2 separate regions of the Homo sapiens genome follow, and region 2 is linked to region 1. The links are chromatin loops, found by intact Hi-C in ENCODE. Cell type or tissue: K562. All regions are shown on one strand. Each heading gives the region's core, and the rest is flanking DNA. Links, peaks and the distances in the headings are about the cores only. Region 1 has its middle 130 kb from the start of MAP3K7. Region 2 has its middle 91 kb from the start of MIR4464.

Region 1 (11,957 bases), core at 1,763-9,762:
CTTTGGGAGGGAAAATCAAAAATTTTGATTGGGCACAAGTTTCAGATACTTGCTTAACATCCATGTGGCAGTGCCAAGGAGTTCAAATAGCTGGTGCGAGGGAGAGGGAGTGATGGGTATATACATAATATTTAAAGCCACGACACTGAGTGAGACTAATGAGTGCAGACGAAGAAGAGGTCAGAGCACAAATCCTGAGCTACTTGAAGAATCAGAAGTCAGGAAAATGAAGCAAATTTGGCAAAAGTGCTGGACAAGAGGCAATTAGCAAGGGGGAAGCAGAACCAGGAGAGTGTGTTGCTGGGTAGGAGAAAAAAGGATTTTAAAAGGAGGGAGTGGCAAAGGCTGCCGACTTCTGCTGAGAGCTCAAGTGTGATGAGGACAGGGCTTGCAGGTTGGACTCTGCAGCATAAAGAGCGAAGGGGCTGGAACTCAGCAGAAGTGGGTTGAGGGGAGAATGCGAGGTGAGGAAGTGGAGGCAGTGATAATAATCAAGGACTTTAGGAAGGTTTGCTGTGAAGGAGAACAAAGTAAAATGGTGGGAGCTGGGCAGGAATACATGGTCAAGAGAGTTAATCTTTTTTCTTTCTATTATTTAATATGAGAGGTAAAGGATCATACTATCTGTTAGAGAAAGTAAAATGGGTGATGCTGAAGAGAAGAAAGAGAGAAACAAAGTCCCTGGGAAGGATGATGGGAGCTGAAAGCTGGTTGGTTTCTGTGGGACACTTGATCCTTAGTAATAAGAAAAGGTCATCAGGTCCGTAGGGTGGTGGTGGGGATGCAACATGATGAGGGAGGTCTTTTTGGTTGTTTCAGTTTTGTTGATGAAGTGTGAGGCAAGGTCGCCAGCTAGAATTGGAGTGGGGACAATGTGAAGAGAGATGTGAAATAGTTAGTTTGAAGAATGAAAGAGTTAAGAGATGTGGAGAGTGTATAGGACTATGAGGCATCACTGAAGGCCAATCTGAGATTTGTGGCCATGAATTAGTGAAACTTGTCAGGAAGTTGGGTTAAAAGAAAGTTAAAAATAACATGTGTGTCTCACACCACTGCTCTCAAAGCACTTTATTTATTTATTTATTTATTTATTTATTTATTTATTTATTTATCTGAGATGGAGTCTCACTCTGTAGCCCAGGCTGAAGTGCAATGTTGCAATCTTGGCTCACTGCAACCTCTGCCTCCCAGGTTCAAGAGATTCTCCTGCCTCAGCCTCCTGAGTAGCTGGGATTACAGGCAGCTGCCACCAGGCCCGGCTAACTCTTTTTTGTATTTTTAGTAGAGGCGGGGTTTCACCATGTTGGCCAGGCTGTTCTTGAACTCCTGACTTCAAGTGATCTGCCGCCTCAGCCTCCCAAAGTGCTGGGATTACAGGCGTGAGCCACCGTGCCCGGCCTCAGAGCACTTCTGACATGCGCTAGCTTGTCTAGTCATCATATAAACTCCCCGGGTGTGGGAAGGTACCTCCCCTTCATAGATGTGCAAACTATAGCTTAAAGAGATTATGTTTCCAGCCTGAGCCACATAAAACATCTGACTCCAAAACCTGTGCTCCTTCCATCACACCAGCAGCTATGGAAGTGACTTTACAACAAATACAGTCACAGAAACAAGTAAAGTGTAATTCAGATCCACTGCTGGTTTTAAATGATTTGATAGGCTGGGAGTGGGGTGGCTCATGCCTGTAATCCCAGGACTTTGGGGTGCCTAGGAGGGTGGATCACTTGAGGTCAGGAGTTCGAGACCAGCCTGGCCAACATGGTGAAACCCCATCTCTACTAAAAATACAAAAAATTAGCCGGGCGTGATGGCAGGTGCCTGTAATTCCAGCTACTTGGGAGACCAAAGCAGGAGAATCACTTGAATCCGGGAGGCGGAGGTTGCAGTGAGCCGAGATCATGCCATTGTACTCTAGCCTGGGTGACAAGGGTGAAACTCTGTCTCAAACAAACAAAAAAAGAAATGAAAAGAAAAGGATTTGATAGACCGACAGATGAGGCTGAAACAGAATGTGACTGGAGGGTTTATTGCTGGTGATTCATGATAGGATAATTGTTACAAAGATTCTTACAACATGTCTCAGAGAAAAATATGGTTGACAAATATGGATAATAAATGGTGCTAACAGAGCACAGTGGTTAAGAGGGTGGACTTTAGCATCGGCCACATGTAGGTTCAAAGCCTGGCTCTACCACTTACTGGCTTTGGGACTTCGGGCAAGTAATTTAACTTCTCAAACTCAGTTTACTCATCTGTAAAATGGTCATAATAACAGTACCTTCTCCCACTGAGTTGTAGTGGGGATTACATAAAATAATTCATATAAAGAATAGAGCATAGTCATTGGTATACAGTTAGAACTCTTCGAAGCTATACCATTATTACTACTAGTGAAAACTAAAAATGCAATGTAAAGATGGGTTGCCATAAATTGCACCAACAGATATTATATTGTGAATCCTACTAATTATTTTTCAAAGGTGGGCTGATGAAGGAATTAACACAGTACTCCACAGTTTTTTTTTTTTTTTTTTTTTTGGAGACAGGGTCTCACTGTGTCACCTAGACTAAAGTGCAGTGGTGTGACCACAGCTCACTGTAACCTTGAACTCCTGGGCTCAAGCGATCCTCCTGACTCAGCCTCCTGAACAGCTAGAACTGCAAACGTGTGTTACCACTCCTGGCTTTTTTTTTTTTTGGTAGAGACAAGGTTTTGCTATATTTGCCCTGGCTGTTCTTGAACTCCCGGTCTCAAGTGATCTTTCTGCCTCAGCTTCCCAAAGCTCTAGAATTACAGGCATGAGCCACCATGTCTGGTCTCCATGTATTATTATACTGGCATTAATAAGTCACTCCTAAGATTTTTTAGCAATAACTTCTACTGATTATATTAGAATTGAAGCTTAATTGACAAGCCAACAGATTTGTCCCATTAAACAAACATTTTGCTACTGGATAAAACAAAAAACAAAAATCCTCCAGATATTTATACATATTTATTTTATGCACATAAATGTCTCATTTAAAATCTATTCAGGAAATATAAGCAAGGGGGTAACTCTGACAGAGAAGCTACAGATAGTGTAAAAAAATTTAAAATTCAGAGGAAAACATGCAGTGGGTCAGCAATGTGAGGGATTCTCATCTTACCATATGGATACTTTACATTGTGAGGGATGCAACACACTATAGCAACCTTTCAAAAGGCGAAGAGTCAGCCGCCTGCCTATCATCAAGATAGCTCTGCTCTGCCATATGTGATTATGTTGGGCTTAGCTCATGGGACGTATACTAGCATATGAATTTCTATCATGGTTAACTGAGTTAGTAAAATAAGATAATAATGCAGCAATTCTGGTATTTCTGGTCCCTGCACAGAAATATCAGAATTCAACACAGGTTGAATGAGGTTAATCTAGACCATGTGCTGTGTAAAATTAAAGTAGAAACCTGTATAATTTACAGTAGAGGGTTGCATATAAATTCTGTGTTTTATGAAGCTTGATAACTTTTTGTAATTATGTACAATAATTCTGTGTTTTATGAAGCTTGATAACTTTTTGTAATTATGTACAATAATTCTGTTGAGTTAAAATAGTAGAGCTATGCCAGGCTGCCCATAAAGCTATTGTACCTTTCCAACCTGACTCTTGGAGGAGTTAGTTATGTAGGAGACAGAGTCTGCTGAGCTTGGGTCCCTGTTAGGGAGGGCTCCATTGTAGTTCTCCTTTGGTACACAGGTAACTGGGGAGCTTTAAAATTTTGTAATGCCCTGCCCTCACTAGAGGTGTGTGAAGCTGGAAGCTCTGGGGTTAGAGCCCAGGCATGGGTGTGTTTAAAAGATTCCACTGTGATTATGATGCACATGTGCACACTAAAGGTCAAGAATTGCATCTAAAGCAAATCTCTCAGATTTAATAAACTGCTATATAAATATATGTGTATATACACACATTCATAGATACATATTCATTTTCACTAAAATAGTTAGGATTATCTAATGTCTACAAAACTAATGCTCTTGAGAGTGTGATTAGGAAGTCAAAGTGACTGAGTTTTTCTGGTACGTCAGCAAGGTATTTTAGAAGCTTATCACAAAACTCTTTATCAGATAAGAACGTTTTCAGCAGTAAGCAACAGAAAGCCCATCTGAGTCACTGAAATAGATAGAAAGGTATTTTTTCTTACAAAACTAAAAAGTCTGGGCCGGGCACGGTGGCTCACACCTGTAATCCCAGCACTTGGGAGGCCACGGCGGGCGGATCACGTGAGGTCACGAGTTCGAGACCAGCCTGGCCAACATGGTGAAATCCCATCTCTACCAAAAATACAAAAATTAGCTGGGCGTGGTGGTGGGTGCCTGTAATCCTAGCTACTCGGGTGGCTGAGGCAGGAGAATCGCTTGAACCTGGGAGGCAGAGGTTGTAGTGAGCCGAGATCACGCCATTGCACTCCAGCCTGGGTGACAGAGCAAGACTCCATCTCAAAAAACAAAACAAAACAAAACACAAAAGTCTGAAAGTAGGCAGCTCAAGGCTGATGCAACAGCTCAACGATGTTGGTAAGAACTTAAGGCCTTTTTTCGTTCTCTTCTGACACCCTAACCACGTTGGCTCATGACTTCATGGGTACAACGTGGCCATGTTAGCTCCATGCCTCATGCCTCCATTCATGGCAGGAGGAAGGAAAGTAAAAGTTGCACTAGCCATGTTTTTATCAAGAAAGAAGCTCTTTGCCCACATCTTTTTGGCCAGAACTATATCTTATGGCAATCTTTTGCTGGAAAAGTGGCTATTTAGCTTTTCTTGTCCCCACAGTGGAAAAGAAAGAAAAAGGAATGAGGGTTAGGAAAGGCCAGCCCACACTGATGACCACATTTTGTAGGTCTTTCTGCATAATCTATTAACTTGCTTCTCTGGCATTGGGGAAAGTGTCTGAATATACCTTCCCAGATCATTCCATTTTTTCTTACTACTTTCATTACTGCCACTATTTTTATTTAAAATGGCAACAGAAGCTGCAACTGCCATTTATTGACTACCTACTGTGTACCCGGCATTGTGCTAGCTGACTTTTCTACCTTGCTTCCAATCCAGTTACAATAATCCCCACTGCAAGATGATCACTGTCCTTATTTCACAGATAGGAAACTGAGGCTTAGAGATGGTAAATGATTTGCCCACGACTATATATGAGGAAATTACAGAGTTAGGATTTGAACTTGAGTTTACATGGCTCTAAAGCCTATGCTCTTCCCAACAGAGTCACTGCCTCTATACCTCCTACAAAAATAGGCTGGAGTAATCTACACAGGAAAGAATATACATTTTTCATAATCCCTACACGTTCTTTTTATAGAGGCTTCAAGTATTACTCACTTGCTGCTCCCTTACAACTCCCTGATGTCATTTAAGAGAAAAAGTGTCATCCTGATGTTGAAGATATCACCCGAGTGCTGTCTGGAACTGAGTGGGGGCAGCCAGTTCACCCTGGGACTCTCCACCGGCCCCTGAGTACAGCAGTCCCCTGTGTTCTTGTGCATCTACAGGATGACGCATTGCTTGGCAGGTTCTTATTCATCTTTCCAGGAACTCAGAGAGGTCTCTGGGAAATATGGGAGGCAAACAGTTTGAAAAGCGAAAGTGCTATGGTCATATTACTTCTACAGAAAGCAGCTTTACAGTGGCAAGGTGAAGCCCAGGTTCCTGGGAGGGGCCCAAACTGGACAATGGTAAAATGAGCAGTGAGCAGCATGTGGCAAATTGGCAGCCCTGGGTTCCACGCTTCTGCACGGCACAGGGAGTGGACCTACTTGAGGCAGAGGGTACCGGCTTGTTGAAGTCTGATCTTTGGGCTTTGTGCCAAGGTGCAGCAGACAGAACTTCCGGTGGCTCCTCAGATGGAACTTTCTGTAGAGAGAGAGCCAGCTGCACTTGGGAATCTTTCCTTCTGCTCCAGAAAACCTATGGGGATATTTTTCTACTGGGTTTATAAAGCCAAGGTCCCCTAGCTTTACAGACCAATCTCTCAGGGCCTTGGGATTCTCCAAAATGCTTCTGAAGTCTTTGCTATATGGTCCCTTGTGGTCAGAGGTCACACGTGGGTGGAGGCAGCCTCTGAGGGATCTGCTTCAAACCGTGGAAGGGAAGCCCAGGTAAATATAACAAGATCTGCAGGCTAGTCAATGCTTAGTATTCTCTTGAGACTCAAAGGCAAATCAGAAGACATTTTCCTAATTTTGACTCATGCAAATCTTCAGTGTTGCTTGTGATTGTATGCATTAATTGTTTACTGTCAGGAGGCAGACAATCATGGGTGACCCAGGGACAATGCATCTTCTGTTTACCAACAAGCTCCCAGGAGGCTCTAGCTCCCTTAGGCTGGTGTGAGCCAGAATGGGACTTTCTTTCAGGTTTGGATGGCTTTGGGCAGGCGGCCCCCATAAAAACGCCCTGGGGACTTGGAGCCATAAACATGCACACACTCTTCCTTTGGCCATGGCAAACAAAGAACATCCTTTAGTTTCACTCTGTCTCCACCTTGCCTGCAGCATCTTTCTCCACCAGCAAGGAGTTCCACATGTCAAGACTTTAGTGTCGGCTGCCTGCAAATCCTGTAAAACGGGAAGTGCAGGGGAGAGATTTCTGTACTCAGAGGTCAGCCTAGAGCTCTGCCATGACCTCACAGCCATAGTAAGCTACATGAAACTCCAGAAGAGTCTCACATTACTTGCTTCTAATAATGGGGCCCTGACATTTCTAAGTTCATCAATTTATAACTATCACTTCTCTCCTTTTCAAAGGGTAACAATTCAGATAAGGTTGTAAATATATGAGGGTCCTCTGAGCTCGTCCTCCAGACTCAAAATTCTTTCAGGCTTTTCTTGCAAAGCAGTGGAGGACTTGGGGTTTATCAAATTTTCCATTCCTATTTTTGTTTTTCCCTTACAAGGAAATAACCCAAATCGCATAGCTTTTGCCATTATGTCCTCCAATATGTCTCATCCCTTATTCCCTCTCAAGCCCTTAATTCTCTGTGACTTTTTGCTCTTTCAAGGAGAAAATCCTTAGGGTAGGGATGAGAAAGGAGTTCACTTGTCCTGCAAATGGGCCACCCTGCCCCAGAGGCAGGAACAGCCTGTCAGTTGGGGATGTGGTGCATAATTTTCAGTCATTCTGAGTCAATATGCATTCAGCAAGTTTCCTTACAATATCACCATTTCTATCCTCTTGTCTTCAGCAATTCAGCAGGAAATTAGCAGCATACCGCCTTCCCACAAATGCGGCAGGACTGCGGGGTGAGGGTGGGGGGCGAGGTGTCTGGTTTACCACAGACCTCCAACAGGCGAGTCACCTGAACAGCTTAATTTGAGTACAACTTAAAAAAAAAAAAGCAAGCTATAAAGTCATTGCAGGCACTCTATGTGCAGTAAGAACAGAGGGTCCCTAAATCCCCTAGTGGAAGATACATTTGGAGATGTCTTTCCAGCTCAGGATAACTCCCTCTTCTCTGGGAATGGCTTTCACCTTTCCACCCCATCCAGAAACCATGCTTGCTTCGTGGGACCCTGCCTTCCCTAGTGACAGTTGATTGAACCTGAGGTGGACACCTGGGGGTTTCCAAGTCAGTCTCTGTGGTGACCAGAAGTCTTTCCTCAAGTCTTACCTTCTCCCTGGGGTTTACTCTGCCCATGTTTAAAAGTGCATCCTGCCCACAGCACCCCTACCTCCTGCTCCGGATCCCCTCTTACTCCACCCCATCCTTCTTTCTCTACAACCCTTATAATCTAACAAGCTATAAGTGCTCATTGGTTACACTCGTGGTCTACCTCTCCTACTAGAATGTAGCTTTGTTCCTGATGCAGCCCAAGCACCCACGCCAGTGCCTGCCACTACGATACACAAAAATTAGTAGTATCCCAGCACTTTGGGAGGCTGAGGTGGGCGGATCACTTGAGGTCAGGAGTTTGAGACCAGCCTGGCCAACATGGTGAAACCCTGTCTCTACTAAAAATACAAAATTATCTAGGCATGGTGGCTCATGCCTGTAATCCCAGCTACTCGGGAGGCTGAGGCAGGAGAATCACTTGAACCTGTGAGGTGGAGGTTGCGGTGAGCCGAGATCGCACCTAGCCGAGATCGTGCCATTGCACTCCAGCCTTGGCAACAAGAATGAAACCTCGTCTGAAAAAAAAAAAGTTAATAGTTAAATAAATGAATTGGAGTTAGGGTGGTCATATCCTATTCTATGGTTCAGAGGCCAACAGGAGAGCAGAGCCTTTTCCCAGAGCTCCAATCCTTTCTTGAGTCCAGGCTTCCCTCCTGCCCTTAGATTTCATGAGTTCTTGTAGTAAATTGTCTCCTTTTCCCCCTTAAGCTAGCTGTAGTTAGTTTCTATGACTAGCAACAAGGGGCTTGCCTAAGTAAACAGACAGACAGAAATCCCAGGCTTCCTAGAACTTACATTCTAGTGGAGATGAGTTTGGGAAACACTAAGGGGACCAACATGGCAGGGGCCCAGTAAACAGGAGAGAAAAGTAGTGGGAGGACCAGGAAGCAAATGAGCAGGGTGGAGCCCTGTGGATACTTGTAGGACTTTGCCTTTTGGCCTGAGTAAGATAGAAAGCCACTGCAGGTTTCGAGCAGTTTTGTATTTTAAAAGGGTCCGGCTGGCTCTTGTAAGAGCTCAGCCTAAGGATTGTGGTCGGCAGAGTGGAAGCAGGAATTCCAGTAAGGAGCCCCTGCAATAATCCAGGAGACAGAAGGTGGCCCTGAACAGGGTGGCAGCTGAGGAGAGGGCTGAGAAGTGGCCCAGTTCTTCACAAAGAAGGCAGAGCTAACACCTCCAACACCTGAGGCCCCATTCTCTGGAATAGTAGAGTGTGTATTTTGCTGTGTTGGAGCAGCTGGGCTTTTGATCCACTGTATCCTGCCGAATCCCCAGCCCACGCCCTCCCCGTCCCCCAGCCGTGGCCTCTCCTTCCCCTTGGTGGGGCTGAGCACACACCACTAAGTAAAATCCTGTACAAGGCTGCACATCCCTTTCCACCTCGAGTCCTCTTGTGGGCTGTTTGCTGAAAGGGAAGACTTTTCCTTCTTTGGATGTGCATGTGTGAAATAGACCTTGAGTGGCAGATTTGGATCTAGTCCTGTGCTTGGCTCTGATTCAGTCCTCAGTTTTCTCATCTGTGAAATGAGAGGCCTGATCTCCAGGATCACTCATGAGCTCTCATAGGCTATAATTCTGAGGCTCTGAGGACTGAGTGAGTCCATCACTGAACCCAGGTAAACCAAAGGTTGCATCCTCCGTCATAAAATAAGCAATAAATCACTGCAGTGGTTCCTGGAATGATTCAAGGAGCTCAGCCTTGCCTGGGGCCCACAGCTACTAGCCATGAAAATGGTCTGTGATATATTAATAGCTGGAAAGAAGACAGGTTACAGAAATGGACGCTTATGTTACATTTATGTAAACAAACAAAATAAGGTCCATGAAATAATCCTAGTTTTAGCAAGGGTCCTCTCTGCAAAGCAAAGTTATAGACTTAATTTTTTTCCTTGAACTTTTCTACATTTTCCAAATCTTTTAATATGATTTAATAGATGCATGTATATATGCATAAGTTACATACATTCATACGGTGGTCTTTATTTTTTTTTCCTCTTTTGATTGTTCCTTCCTGCCCCTTTTCATTCTACACCTTCAATATCCATACCCCAACCCAGTCCCCACTGTGATAGCCCAGAAAGCCATTGTCTACAATGAACATCAGTACTACTTTGGCAGTCACACAGCAGTCAATCATTAATTCATTTATTTTAAAAAGTGACAGCAAGTCACAGCCTCAAAGCCTCCACCTAACATGGGAATCATTCTGGCTCTGACCCATTTTTGATGGGGAAAGGAGTAGATGACCAAACCTGAGACAAGAGCATGGGGAGATTTTTGTTTCTTGTTTCCTGAATGAAAGTGAAAAACCCTAGGAATAGGCCAGGCACAGTGGCTCATGCCTGTAATCCCAACACTTAGGGAGGCTGAGGCGGGAGGATCACTTGAGGTCAGGAGTTTGAGACCAGCCTGGCCAACGTGGTGAAATCCTGTTTCTAAAAAATACAAAAATTAGCCAGGCCTAGTGGTGCACGCCTGAATCCCAGCTACTAGGGAGGCTGAGTCAAGAGAATCACTTGAACCTGAGAGGCAGAGGTTGCAGTGAGCTGAGATGGCACCACTGCACTTCAGCATGGGCAACAGAGTGAGACCCTGCCCCAAAAACAAACCAAAATAAAACCCCTAGGAATAATAGTTGGCTCCTGTTTGTTACATAAGCAGACAACAGAAAGTGAGTAGCTTTAGGCTTTCCTATCAGCCTTTGACTCAGGGCAAACGACCATGGGACATGCAGCTCCTTAACATATAGTTTTGCTAAGGAACTAGGAAGGCCACATGTGTGAGATTGGGACTGAGGGGTTGGGTGGTAGCATGCCACTTCCTGAGCCATGCTGCCCTACAACTTTATTATAGAAACTGCGAAATGGTTAGGAGATACCCAATCGGTCAGTCACTCTAGCCTAAAAAGCCAGGCTGGGTGGCAGGTAAGCCTTCCCCAGTGAGGAACAGGATGTGTGGGAGGCCCCATGTAACTGGGCAGGATGTTCACTGGGTCACTTCCTGCCAAGGAGAGTTACCTTGATGAGACTCAGAGCACTAAACTCAGGGCTATCCCAGTCCTCTGAATCTGCTCTAGAACACATATTTTTATATGTGCATATATTCACATGTATGTGTCTGTGTCTATTTTTTTCCTTCTTCCCTTTCACATCTCTGACTGGGACTTTGCTGGTGGTGGGAAGAAATGCTTGTGTCAACTGAAAGGCAGGAACATCGCATGTGGCAGCTGCTGGGTGCCCAGAAACAGGGCTCCAGGAAAAGGTGCGGACAGTGGGGACAGACGAGCTGAAGGCCTTGAAATTCCACAGTCCACCAGGAGGAAGTAGATAGAAACACAGATCGTAGCCATGAGGGACCCCAGAGGACATTCATTCTAGCCCCTGTCTTTGCAGGTGAGGGAATACACCCAGAGATGTTAGGAAAGCCCCACTCTTCAGTAGCTCAATGACCACAGATTAGACCCACACACGTCTGCCTGCTTCAGTGAGAAGTGATGGTTTTTATTAAGAAGAGAGGAATTAAGAAGACATATATTCTTCTTCTGTCATAAGAAAACAATTTTTTTTTTTTTTTTTTTGAGAGGGAGTCTTGTTCTGTCATCCAGGCTGGAGTGCAGTAGTGTGATCTCGGCTCACTATAGCCTCTGCTTCCCAAGTTCAAGTGATTCTCCTGCCTCAGCCTCCCGAGTACCTGGGATTACAGGCACACACCACCATGCCTAGCTAATTTTTGTATTTTTATTAGAGATGGGGTTTCACCATGTTGGCCAGGCTGGTCTCAAACTCCTGACCTCAGGTGATCCGCCCGCCTTGGCCTCCTAAAGTGCTGGGATTACAGGCATGAGCCACTGCACCCGGTCACAAATTGTATTGATTTCCTGAAGGCAAACTCGAATTGTTATGAATCCCTTTTCCTTTTCTGAACTGAAAAGTAAATCGTTCTTCGTCTTTCTGTGGGTGGGGAATGGTTGAATGTGTTTATGCATAGGCTCTGCAAGATAAATCGCCCGTGGATCTTATCTTCAGAGCCTTCTGAGTGGAGTCAGAACTTTATCTTGTGGTTTGGGTTTTTCATTCTTGGTAACTTAGTATTATTTTGGGAAAACCTAAGGAAGTGGATAGGCCTGAAAAGCAATCTTTCCAAACATCTTGATTTGGAGACATGCATACCCCAAAGCTGGGATTCTTGGCAACACCGCAGCAGGGGCACACTGTTACCAGCCAGGAGTCTCCTGCAGGTTATAAAATACAGCAGAGGATTTCCTCCCTTTTCTGAAAGCCCACTGG
Region 2 (11,957 bases), core at 2,259-10,258, 55 kb before region 1:
TATTTGTTGAGTGGACAAATAAACAAACAAATGGATGAAGTCTCGTAGATAGAGGGTGCTTTGTAGGAAATCATTTGAGTAGCAAGATTCTCCAACCCACGTAACACAGGACCTGATTTGCAGAACTTTGTTTAGACATAGCATTTCAAGAGCACGTTTTCTGAACCATAAAGGAAAGTAGGGTTCTAGATGAATAATGCCTTTTCACAGTGTCTGAGTCACCTCACACCCCTCACCCTCATCTGATAACGGCCCTTGGCAGATCTGCCCTTTTGCAGGGGATTCCCCAAGGCTCTCACCTCTTGCCTGCCCCTGTGTGTGTGACTGCAGCAGGCACAGGGTTGCCAGGCACCAGAATATAAGCACAGAGCTGGAGGAAATGGGAGGAATGATAGGGCAAGTTTATGGCAGTGAAACTTCCTGACAGTATGCATTTATGGGAATATCATACACATTTCACCTTATGATGGTATTTTTTATGCTGACAGGAAGATAAAGCTGGGCAACAACGGAAAAGTTGACTACCAAGGTAGTGTTGAAAAGGAAAGAGTTTGTTTCAATGAGACATTCTCATTATAGATGTTGGCTTAGTCCAAGCTTCTGCCTCCTCTCCCATCACAGAGGTTCTCTTCTTCTAATATATTGTGGAGGAGGGGGGTTTGTATCAGTGCAAACTGTACTGCCTCTCTCATGCTCTTGCTTCTACAAACACCCCTCTCCAAACAAGGACACCACAAGGGCGTGACAAGCGGTGCTCATCACAGCCTCTAAGCTTCAACATAACAGGATTGTCTTTCTCTTCAGTTAGATAGGGACATTTAGATAGAGCTTTGTCCCTCAACAATCTATTGAAGAGAGCAAAAGCAGTAGAGGCCCAACAGAAGTTCATTTTGGAACTTGCTAAATTAAAAGTAAATAACACTCAGCATATTAAATGCCCTCTAAAAATATGTGAAAGTACTCAAAGGCCTTGGCATCCAGGAAGTTCCCTGCAGGATGTCCACCTGCACTCCAGTGCTAGCTCTGGGAAGCTGTATGAGCCTGGTAAGTCTTGTGCCTTCCTGGGCCTTGGTCTCCTCCTCTGTTAAATATGTGATTTGGACCTTCCTTCTTTCCTTCCTGCCTTCCTGCCTTCCTACCTTCCTTCTTTCTCTCCTCTCTAGCTCTCAGTATAGAAACCCTTTCTTTAGATGCGATCTCTTAAGAAAGGAAAACTAATATATATAAGAATATTAAGCATGAACCTTCTCTGGTTAAGCGAAGCAGGAGAGAGGTCGGAAGTATATGTTTCCAGAAGCCCCTGAACCTCAGGAACCTCTAGGCTCCAGTTGGAAAAGCCCTGTAGCTGTGTTATTTCATGATCTGCAAACTCTCTACGAGAGCTGCTTTCCTAGTCTTACCAGCCAAAGAAGACGTAGACTTTTCTAGCAAGGAGGACAAAGAGTTCGGGAATATCCATTTCAGTCAGTTTTCAAAACAATCTTGTATCATTAGGAGAAACACAAACTTGGGTCTGAATCCCTATCCTTTAAAGGACTCCTACAGACTTGGCTTGGGGTTCCTAACTGCAGGGAAAATAAATCCTCAATCATTTACCTTCATGACATAGGAGACCCAATGATCAACAGTATTTCTCTGTATAATCTTCTTTCTGACAAGCTCTCCAAACAAAAGAAAAGAGAAAGAGAAATGGCCATAGGAGGGAAGACTTTCTTCTAGGGCATTTGAGAAGATTGTCAGACCCAGATGCGAGGCACCACCTTTCCACCTTATGCCTCATTAATGGAAATAACGCAAAAGCCCAGATCTAAGGCAGAGCTTCCCACCTATGAACCTGCATCTCAATCTTCACCTTCCAGGAACCAGACAGTGTCTTCTAGGCTGATTACTTCCAGTTTATCTCATTATGATGTCCACATATTATAGCTCCCCTCTCCCTTGTGATGAGCATGGAAAATATCAGTGACTCCAAATCCCAATTCTTTCACCTTAGAAAACAAATCTGAGAATCCCTCTACCACCAAGCACAGTACCTGGATACAACAGGCACTCATTAAATGTTTGCTTAGCCAATGCAAGGATAAATGAATGAAATTCCTCATCCCTGTATTCATTTCTGAAGACCTGCTGGTGAAAATTTAGCTCTAAACATCTTTCAGATTTATTCCACTGAGGTATGAAAAAGGGAAAATAAATGACGATGCAAGTGAAGTCAGGAGCTGGCACAGAAAGTGCAATTGGATTCTGCTTCCCCCGTAATTAAGTGTGCCCAATGCTGCTGACTTAGGCGATGACAGCGTGCAGCTTGCCTGCCCACCATGGGTGCGTGGGAGGACGGGCAGCCCTCAGGATACCGCTGCACAACACGCTTGCCACCTTATCAAGATTTCCACAGCCACAGGAAGATTTCTCAGCCCGCCATGCCCCTGCGGACTGCCCTGTGCTATCATCCCCCTTCCTGGCTGAAGACACGCTGGCTGTCACCTCTTCTCCTCCCCGGAGATGAGCATCTTTCCTGGGCCTGCCTTGGTGTTTTGACAGCCACTCCATGTCCCCGCTGCTCAGAGAGGGAAAGCCACTAGGGAGGCCCTCGATGGAAATATTACCCCCTGTCCAGGGTAGCATGGGCTTGATCGCGCCTGATTATTTCTGATCACTGTCACTGGGCCAAGAGCACAGTGAAGTCAAGAAAGAAATGGCTTCATTAGTGTGAGTGCAGAGGTCTGGGAAGGCAGCAGTGGCGTGGAGGACCTGCTTTTGTGAGGGCAGTGAAGAGAGAGGAAGGAGTGGTGTCTTTAGATTGAGGTATCTTGAGATTCCTGCTTTCTCCACTCACTTCAACTGCCCATATAGGTTCTGCAGGTTCCAGAAGGTTCTAGAACTTGCACAGGATCGAACCTATAGCTTCTTATGGAACAAACACAGAATCAAGAAAATCTGGTGGCAGTCACCTGGTTTAACTCCTTTGAGCTCTAGACCAGAAATTAAATAGTGCTTAATCTGTTACTTTAAAGAAGCCTAGTTCTAACTTTTCCTCAGCTTGCTCCCTCTTTTGACTAGGATCGGAAGGGTGGGTGCAAATGGCCAGCTCCCCGTAGGTTTGCCTCTTTGAGCCCTAAGTTTCCCACCACTTCTCTGCACTACAGGCTTTGCCCAGGGTGGGATCCTCAGCCCAGGAACCTTGTTTGTCCTCCTCTTGATGCGGGTGCCTGCTGCCCAGCCACACACCCTCAGATTCATTTTTAAAGAAACATCAACAGCTGTTACATAGCAAATGAGCCGTTCAAAGAGCTGGGATGACTTTGAAAAAGGGCTTGAGGACAGCAGTTGACCTCTGATCGTCTCCACTCAGATGCCCTCTCCCTCCTACCCTTTCTCCCCGTCCCTGTCCTCTGCTCTCCCAGCGAGCCTGTCTGCTCTTCAACCCTCCTCCCTGCCCGATTGTGCTGTCTCTTCAACACCTCCCATGTTGCTTGATTCCTAAAATAACATAGGGGAAAACATTTGTTTGTTTGTTTTGAGACGGAGTCTCCCTCTGTCACCCGGCTGGAGTGCAGTGGCACAATCTAGGCTCACTGCAATCTCCGTCTCCTGGGTTCAAGCGATTCTCCTGCCTCAGCCTCCTGAGTAGCTGGGACTACAGGCACATGTCAGCATGCCTGGCTAATTTTTGTATTTTTGGTAGAGATGGGGTTTCACCATGTTGGCCAGGATGGTCTTGATCTCTTGACCTCGTGATCCACCCGCCTCGGCCTCCCAAAGTCCTGGGATTACAGACGTGAGCCATCGCGCCCAGCTGAAAATATTTTTTTAAATAAAGAAAATGAATCCTCAAGCCAACTGCATTGTTTCGGTTGTTGATTTCAATGCTATCCTCGCTGGACTTTTGGTGGGAGTCAGCGGTCCGTTGCGAGGAAGCTAACCTCCCCGGGCTGGAGTCTTCGGGGAGGCCCGCCGGACTGCCCCGACACTCACCATCCTCATTGAGGACTGTCCCTCTCAGGAGAGCTGCGACTGAAGGACAAGTGGAAATCCTCTGATCAGAAAGTATAAAACAGGACACCTTTTCAGCATCAGATTTGACTAGTAAGTAACCCCGCTTCTCTGGGCTAGGCCACCAGCCAATTCCTCAATGGAGGGCAACCAGTGCGTGAGGAGCAGGGCTTAGGAATAATTGGGTCACAGCTCTAAGGCTCCTTTCCTGACTGGGGTCGTTATTTCTAGCTCTTTGCCTTCCCTACCCATGGTAGGATTGTACTACTGAACCTTTTGTGACTGTGTGGGACCACGTGTTGATTCCAGCCAATGACAGTGCACAGATGTGATGTATGTTATGTCCAGACTGGAGTATTTGAATATCAGCCTGAGAACCTCCACACCTGTTTTTCCTTCTACCATAGGAACGTGGTGGTTGCTCTATTAGCCTGGGTGCCAGAGAAAGAGCAATGCAGAATTGAGTCTTCAGCCAAACTGTGATGAATAGGGAGTGAGACTGAGAAATAAACCTTGTTTTTCAGTCACTGAGGTTTTGGGGTTGATACTGTTGCGCAGACTAGCCTATCCTGCCTGATAAACAAGGTACCACTCTCTGCCCCACCCTCTTCCTCTTGACCATAATACCAGGAGTGTTTCAACCTGGGGAGAAAGGGCAGTATTTCTTAGAAGAGAGGGAAGCCCCATCAAGCTCCTGGCACGGCGTTGGCTTCATTGAGCAGTTGAGAACCTATGGGGAGGTGTTAAACCAGCTCACTTGGGTTGAATTTTGAAGACCGCCCAGGACCAGAAGCTAACTCCGAAGCAGCTGTAGAGACTGACCTAGCACCCTGCTGGCATGCCCTGGGAGCCCAGGAGCTGGGGTGTGGGCTACCAGAGCTTTCTGAGAGCTTTGCCATTCACGCCCTGGGTTGTTTGGCCCTGTGTGTGTGAGCTGGTGGGACTGCTGCCTGTGTGTTGAGACAGGAGGTGGAGAGGCAGGAAGAGGGAGGAGATGATTTGTGATGTAGCCCTCCTAAAGTCAGCTAGGCTGACTAAGTATAGCATGCCATCCTGGGTCACAGCCCTCCCTCCCTCCCTCCTTCCCTCCCTTCTTTCCTTCCTTCCTTCTCCCTCCCTCCATCCCTTTCTTCCTTTTTTCCTTCCTTCCCCTTTTCCTCTCTCCCTCCCTCCCTTCCTTCCTTTCTTCCTTTTTTTCCTTCCCTCTTTCCACCTTTCTTTCCTCCCTCCCTCCCTCCCTTCCTCTCTTCGTTCTTTCTTTTATTCAAGAACTATTATTGAGCATGGACCACATCCCAGGCACTGTGCTATGTCCCGGAAACACAGTGGTGAGTAAACCTATCATAGCTGTGGCCATCCTGTAGCTTAAGTTCCTACAGAGATGAGGCCAGTGATGTTGGACGCAGAGGCACCCAGCCACATTTTCAATGGTGGCTAAAGAATGCTCCCAATGACTGTGTAAATGTGTCCTGTCAGAACCATGGGGAATCTTTTCTGTCCCAATGCCCCTCCATGTCCAGGTAATAAATATTTTCTCCCCTCAAGGGAATCACCTCTTGTCATCTTTGCTCCTCTGCTTGGAGTTTTCTTCATGATCCTTCCTGGTAGTTACTTGCGGCTTTTTGCTATTCTGCCCTTTCCTTTAGTTCGTCTTAGTAGGTGGCCCATTTCTGACATTTCCCCACAGTCTCTTGGCTTCTGCCACATCCCATGTCCTCAGCCTCATAGCCCCCTTGGACTTCCTTCCTCATTACAACTAACAGAATTCACAGTTCTTTCCCCTGGCGGCGGCTGTCTTCCGCTCACCTAGCATCGTGGATAGCTCTGCTCCACATGTGTTCAGCAGCGGAGCTGGGCCGCGGCAAGCCTCCCTTCAAAGCTGACATCCTGCTTGTGTTACTAGTCTGCATTATTAAGAAGACCTCTTTGACAGTCAGTGTCCAGTAGGAGCCTGCTAGAGGAGAGAGCAGCAGCGTCTGGGTCTGGCCCAAGTCTCACAGCTGGAAACAAGGGAGGATCTTATCTCTGCTCTTTCAGCATGGCCTAGAGTTTGATGCAATGTGTAACGTGAGCCTCCCAGTCTCCTACCAGCTCCCCGGAGGCTGCAGACACCATGCTCATTTGGCTTCCTCTCATTCTTCTCTGCCACTGCCACGCCACTACCGCTAACAGGCATTACCACGTAGAGGCAAGGACAGATGTCCTTGGCATGAATTCTTGTTCCAGCCCTTCCTAGCTGTGTGATCTTCACTGTAGTATTTAACTCCTCTGTGCCTAAATTTTTCTTCTGTGAAACGCACATGAACTAGTACCTAGTTCACAAGGTGTTGATGATAAGAAGACCCACATAAAGTGCTTATCCCCGGGTCTGTATCTGGATTCTGGCAGCGGGTCAACCATAGCCCCTGCAGGGCACTTCCCACCCCCAAGCTCTCACTCATGAGCATGTACACATTCCAAGCATTGTGCTGGGTCACCTTACATAATCAACCACTCCACCACAATGCGTTCATTGTGCATTGCAAAAGCATTTCAAGACTTCACTCTTGAATGTTTTGTTTTAACGTGACATTAGGTGACACTTTGCTTCATTTTGCAAAGAAATGTAAAATCTGCCTAGTCAATTGGAAGTGGAACTCTGTTCATTGATAATATCAATCAATTTCATGAATTTGTTATTATCAACCAAAGAATAATTACGTATAAATAACAAGCCATTGTCTAGAACTTCAAATGTAGAAATAATTTTTAAAAATCAGGTTTCTAACATGCTTACTGATCCTAATATCAGAGAAAAAATAAAGGTCCATTAATTTGTAATATCTTTTACTTGTTGGTAGTTGTTGTTTTTCCTGATTTAGGAAAGATAAGAGCCTAAGTTATTGATGCTTTCAAACTTTGAGAAAAATATTTTCTGGAAAGGACTTGTGGCATCTGACATTGATGGGGTTCAACATGCTACACCCAAATATGGTACTTTTGCGTATTGAATATTTTAAGCTGAAGGAATTTGAAAAAAATTGCGGAAGCAGAAAGATCTCCCTGGCCTTCCCTGCCCTTCCTCCCTGAAGGATTTTCTGACCTTTCCTAGGAGCAGGTCATAAGACGCTCATGTAAGAGATGTGCTCCCTATACCAGAGGAAAGGAACAACCTCATCTCTGAAGACACAGGGACACAGAGAAGAATCTGAACAAACAGGCCTTGCTAAGTCCCCTCCGTCCCCTAGTTTATTACATTAAATTCTGCCCTTTTTGCCCTATCATATTTCTCCACAAGTGTCCTCTCTTTATCTATCAAACCTAGCATAAAAATACACAGATTTAACCATTTCTTTGGATCCTCATTTCCTTATGAAGACTTCTGTGTCATGTAAAACTTAAACAAATGTGCATGCATTTCTCTCTCTCTTTTTTTTTTTTTTGACAGGGTCTCGCCTTGTCACCTAGGCTGAGGTGCAGTGGCATGAACACAGCTCACTGCAGCCTCGACCTCCCTGGCTCAAGTGTCAAGTGACCCTCCCGCCTCAGCCTCTGGAGTAGCCGGGAGCACAGGCATGCATCACGCCTGGCTAATTTTTTTTTTTTTTTGAGATGGAGTCTCACTCTATTGCCCAGGCTGGAGTGCAGTGATGCGATCTTGGCTCACTGCAACCTCCGCCTTCCAGGTTCAAGGGATTCCCCTGCCTCAGTCTCCTGAGTAGCTGGGATTACAGGCACCTGCCACCATGCCCAGCTAATTTTTGTATTTTTAGTAGACACGGGGTTTCACCCTGTTGGCCAGGCTGGTCTTGACTCCTGACTTCAACTGATCTGCCTGCCTCAGCCTCCCCAAGTGCTGGGATTACAGCCATAAGGCACCATGATGCTTGGCTAATTTTTAAATTTTTTGTAGAAATAGGGTCTTCCCGTGTTGCCCAGGCTGGTCTTAAACTCTGGGGCTCAAGCAATACCTCCTACCTCAGCCTCCCAAAATGCTGGGATTATAGGCATGAGCCACCACATCCAGCTGCATTTCTCTTTTTAATCTCTTTATTGTTTAGGGATCTAAGGCACTTTTCCTCCCCTACATCTTTGAGAACTTCTGTAACACTAGATTTATAACCTGATTTTCTGGTAAAAGGCATCTCAACAAGTATCAGAGAACTATCCAAAGCTGATGCATATTTATCTGAACTCCTTTATGTCAAATCTCTTATCATCATTGAAATCTTTAGTTTTTTATATATATATATATAAAGTATATATGTTATATAAATATATGTTTTATATATGTGTTGTATATGTTATATAAATATATACTTTATTTATACACATATAAAGTATAATACATTATATATATTTTATATATATTATACATATATACGCACACATATATAAAACTTGGGTGTGTTTACTTATAAACAACACTAAGCAGAGTTTCTGCTGACAGACCTGTCAAAGGCTGGCTTCCTGAACATTACCACCAGAGCCCTTTAATAAGCAAAGCAGAGAGTATTACTCACCATAGTACAGAAGAGCAAACACCATCTAGGCAGAGCTTTGGCAATGACTCAGAGGAGAAAGGTGACATCAGAATTTCTTGAAAATTGGAAGTTTGTTAGCAGTAAGATCAGTGGAAAGAGGAAGGTGGGGATTCCGGGAGGAGGGATACAAAAAAACTTAGGGTGAAATGATCTGCTGATGCTTTCCTTTGAAGGGTTGAGGAATTTTTTGTGAAGTTTGGGCAGCGGTCCTGCAAAAGCAAAGTCGCGTTAATGTAGACAGTGAGAAGTGCTTTCAGCTCTTGGTGCCCAGGCTGAGTGTGGAGTAGATTGTCTTGATTCTCACACCTAGGAGAAGATCTGCTTCCCTGGGGCTGGAGTCCTGGGGACTTCTTTTGTCACAGGCTTCAAGTTGCAGGCGTGTTTTGATTGGGTTGGACTAATGCTGTTTTGCTTTGGGCTGGTCTATTGCCACCATGAACAAAATCAAGCTTCTACTGCAAGGAAGAAAGAGGGAATGAATGGCCATTGATCAGGCAACTAGTGGTGTCTGTTATTGTGAATAGGTGGGGAGATAATTGACCCACAGAGAGGTCCTGCCTGCTACAGGCCATGTATCCTCTGGGGCCTGGCTGTGGTAAGGCTCTGCCTCGGCACTGCTGCTGTCTTTTCCCTAAGCCCAGTGCGCTGACTTCCAGGGTCACATTCTGCGGAGTTGTAGCCTCTTATCAGCAGGCATGCCCTGTCAAGATGATAACTGTGGCAGGATACATTGGCTTGCTCTCAGGTCAGTCCAGCCTGGTGCTGGTGGGTTTCTTCATCTCATTGCATTACCTCATCTCATACCAACTTCTGCTCTCCCCACACTCCAGCCACACTGCATTCTTGTGCCTCTAACACTTTGACTCAGTTCTGCCTCAGGGCCTTTGCACTCGTTGTGCATCTGGCTGGGAACACCCTGGCTAGGGTTGTCTGCAGGACTCCCATCACTCAGGTCCCAGCCCCACTGCCTCCCCTGCAGAGGGGCCTTTCCTAACTGCCCTTTTAAAAGTGGCCTCTGCCCCCAGAACATTCCGCTTATCACCCTTCTTTGCATCAATCTTTCTCTGAGATTATATTGTTTACCACTTACTAATTTGTCTCCACATTAACTGGAATAGAAGCTTCGTGGGAGTCAGATCTTGTCTGTTGGCTTCACAACTGTAGCCTCAGCTCCTAGAAAGGGCCTGTGGGGGTCTGTCCCACAGACCCTGACCCAACAATGGATGAATAACGTACACTGACACAGATATTATGCTTGTCAGTCCAGCTGAGGGTCTGGGCCACTTACAGACTCCAAGGAGAGTGCTGTAAAGAGTGGCAGCTGTGGCACCCCTGCCTCCGCGACTAGCTGGCCCTGCTGGCATTTATTCAGCACATGTTAAATGACAAAGGCTTTGTGTCAACACCATTAGAGGGTAATCAACCTGGTTGCCTTCCCCACCAAGAGAGCCATCCTGCCCCGGAATGATCAAAAGTTAGTTTTAGGACCACATGAGTAAACAAGTTATTTAGATAAACTCCTCTACATTCCTATACATCTACTCGAAGTTATTTATTCAAGGTAAGGATTAGGCTGCTTTCAGCCATAACCCTATCCTGAGACTTTTGCAAAAACCTTCTGGCATTCCAAGAAGATTTGTGTCTATATCGTACAACTTCATCTTAAAATTTTTCCCACTAGCCTGACTGAACTCCCACAAGGGCCCAGGATGTAGGCATGATGAAATATTTAAAAATAATATCAGCTAACTTTTTGATTGTTTATATTGTACCAGGCACTGTTCCTAAGACCCTAAATGTATTATTAGCTCGTTTAATCCTCCTAACACACTTTATTATCCCAGTTTTACTGAGACACAAAGAAGTTAAATGGGATCATAGACTTAGGAAGAAGCAAAAGCAAAAGTAGCATAAATTAAGTGTACAATAAATATTTATTTAAAAAATTTTAAATTCCTTTATTTTTGTTCCTGACACCCCTGTCCAGGCAGCTTCTATTGTTTGATAGCACATAACAATCTCCTGGCACAGGTAGCTTGCAAAGCCTAATGCTTTCTCTGTCCCTACCTTCTTAATTTTCCAAGAGTACTAGTTCACATTTCCTTCTAAAGTTTTAACACACAACAATAGCATGAATATCAAACATCTGAAGGTTATTTGACAGAATTATCCACAACAAGCCCATTAACACTGCATCTTATTTTATTTTATTTTATTTTTTTGAGATGGAGTCTCACTCTGTCACCCAGGCTGAAGTGTAGTGGTGCAATCTCAGCTCACTGCAAACTCCGCTTCCTGAGTTCAAGCAATTCTCCTGCCTCAGCCTCCGGAGTCGCTAGGATTACAGGTGCCTGCCACCACCTCTGGCTAATTTTTGTAGTTTTAGTAGAGACGGGGTTTCACCATGTTGGCCAGGCTGGTCTCAGACTCCTGACCTCAATGATCTGCCTGCCTCAGCCTCCCAAAGTGCCGAGATTACAGGCATGAGCCCCCATGCCTGGTCTTGCATCTTACTTTAATTTGATATATGATACACATCACACACACATTACAAGATCTTCAATTAGATTATAAATGCTTATCCTCAAAATTCATCTGTATTAGAAGACATTACCTGGGACTTTCCACTCCATTCTCAACATCCCAGCCAAGTCAATATCTATCTACAAACACACCATTCTGTGATCATGTCTCATCCTACTTCCCCTTATCAGTGTGACCTTAATTCAGGCATAGTCCTACCATGCTGCTGCTCTCCCAGGCCTCTGTCTGCCCATGGGAGTGCTATTTCCCTTGGAAGTTCCCTTTGCCATTCTCTGGCCTTTTTCATGGCAGTCCCACTGCTTGGAGGCCGCCCTTCCTGCACGCCCACCTGCTTCCACATGTTTGGAAGCGCTTATTCACTTAGCAGGAGACATTAAGTATTCATCATTTTATTCTGCAATTATTCACTGATGCCCGGTGCCCATTATACAGCAGGCCTAAGTGCTAAGAAAACATAAATGAGAAAAACAGACATGGTGTTTGCCTCCTGAAGCAAAGTCTCCTGAGAGACAAATCTATTAATCAAAGAATCAACTGAATAGTGAGTATGATGAAGGAGTTACTGGATGTTATGAGAGTATGTAATGGTGGCCTGATCTAGTCTAGAAGAGTAAGGCAAGGCTTCTTGGGCCTTCTAGCTGAGATCTGAGGATGATTTGCGGTGAACTAGGTGAAGATGGCAGAGGGAGTTCCAGGCAAAGAGAAGAATGAGTGCAAAGGCCCTCAGGTGGAAGAGAGCACACGACCTTCCAAGAAGTAATAAGAGGCCAGAGTGACTGAGCTCAGGGAGCAAGGAGAAGAGCCCTGAGAGGTGAAGTGGGCAGGAACTACATTGAGCAGGGCCTTGGGGTCTGTGCTGCTACTACCACTGGGAAAGTTTTGGAAGGATATGGGCAG

What was found. Hi-C counts contacts between places; a loop is a spot of excess contacts. Peaks named below come from ENCODE experiments on the same cell type or tissue, not always from the same donor. Only the 100,000 strongest peaks of a DNase experiment are listed, where the experiment ranks them.
Region 2: a loop joins it to region 1, with 4 times the contacts of the local background. A loop is called at or near these places in 7 of 110 quality-filtered maps.

Annotation. Positions count from the first base shown.
Region 1 is chr6:90,452,986-90,464,942 of GRCh38, forward strand. No RefSeq gene overlaps it. Among named protein-coding and RNA genes, the nearest start is that of MAP3K7, 130 kb to the right of the region's middle. In K562, for the core only: no CTCF peak of the experiment used is centred there; DNase peaks (open chromatin) are centred at 5,506, 6,086 and 8,564; H3K4me3 peaks cover 338 bases.
Region 2 is chr6:90,397,821-90,409,777 of GRCh38, forward strand. No RefSeq gene overlaps it. Among named protein-coding and RNA genes, the nearest start is that of MIR4464, 91 kb to the left of the region's middle. RefSeq lists an enhancer at 9,663-10,199. In K562, for the core only: a CTCF peak has its summit at 5,938; DNase peaks (open chromatin) are centred at 6,011, 6,391 and 8,511; H3K4me3 peaks cover 370 bases.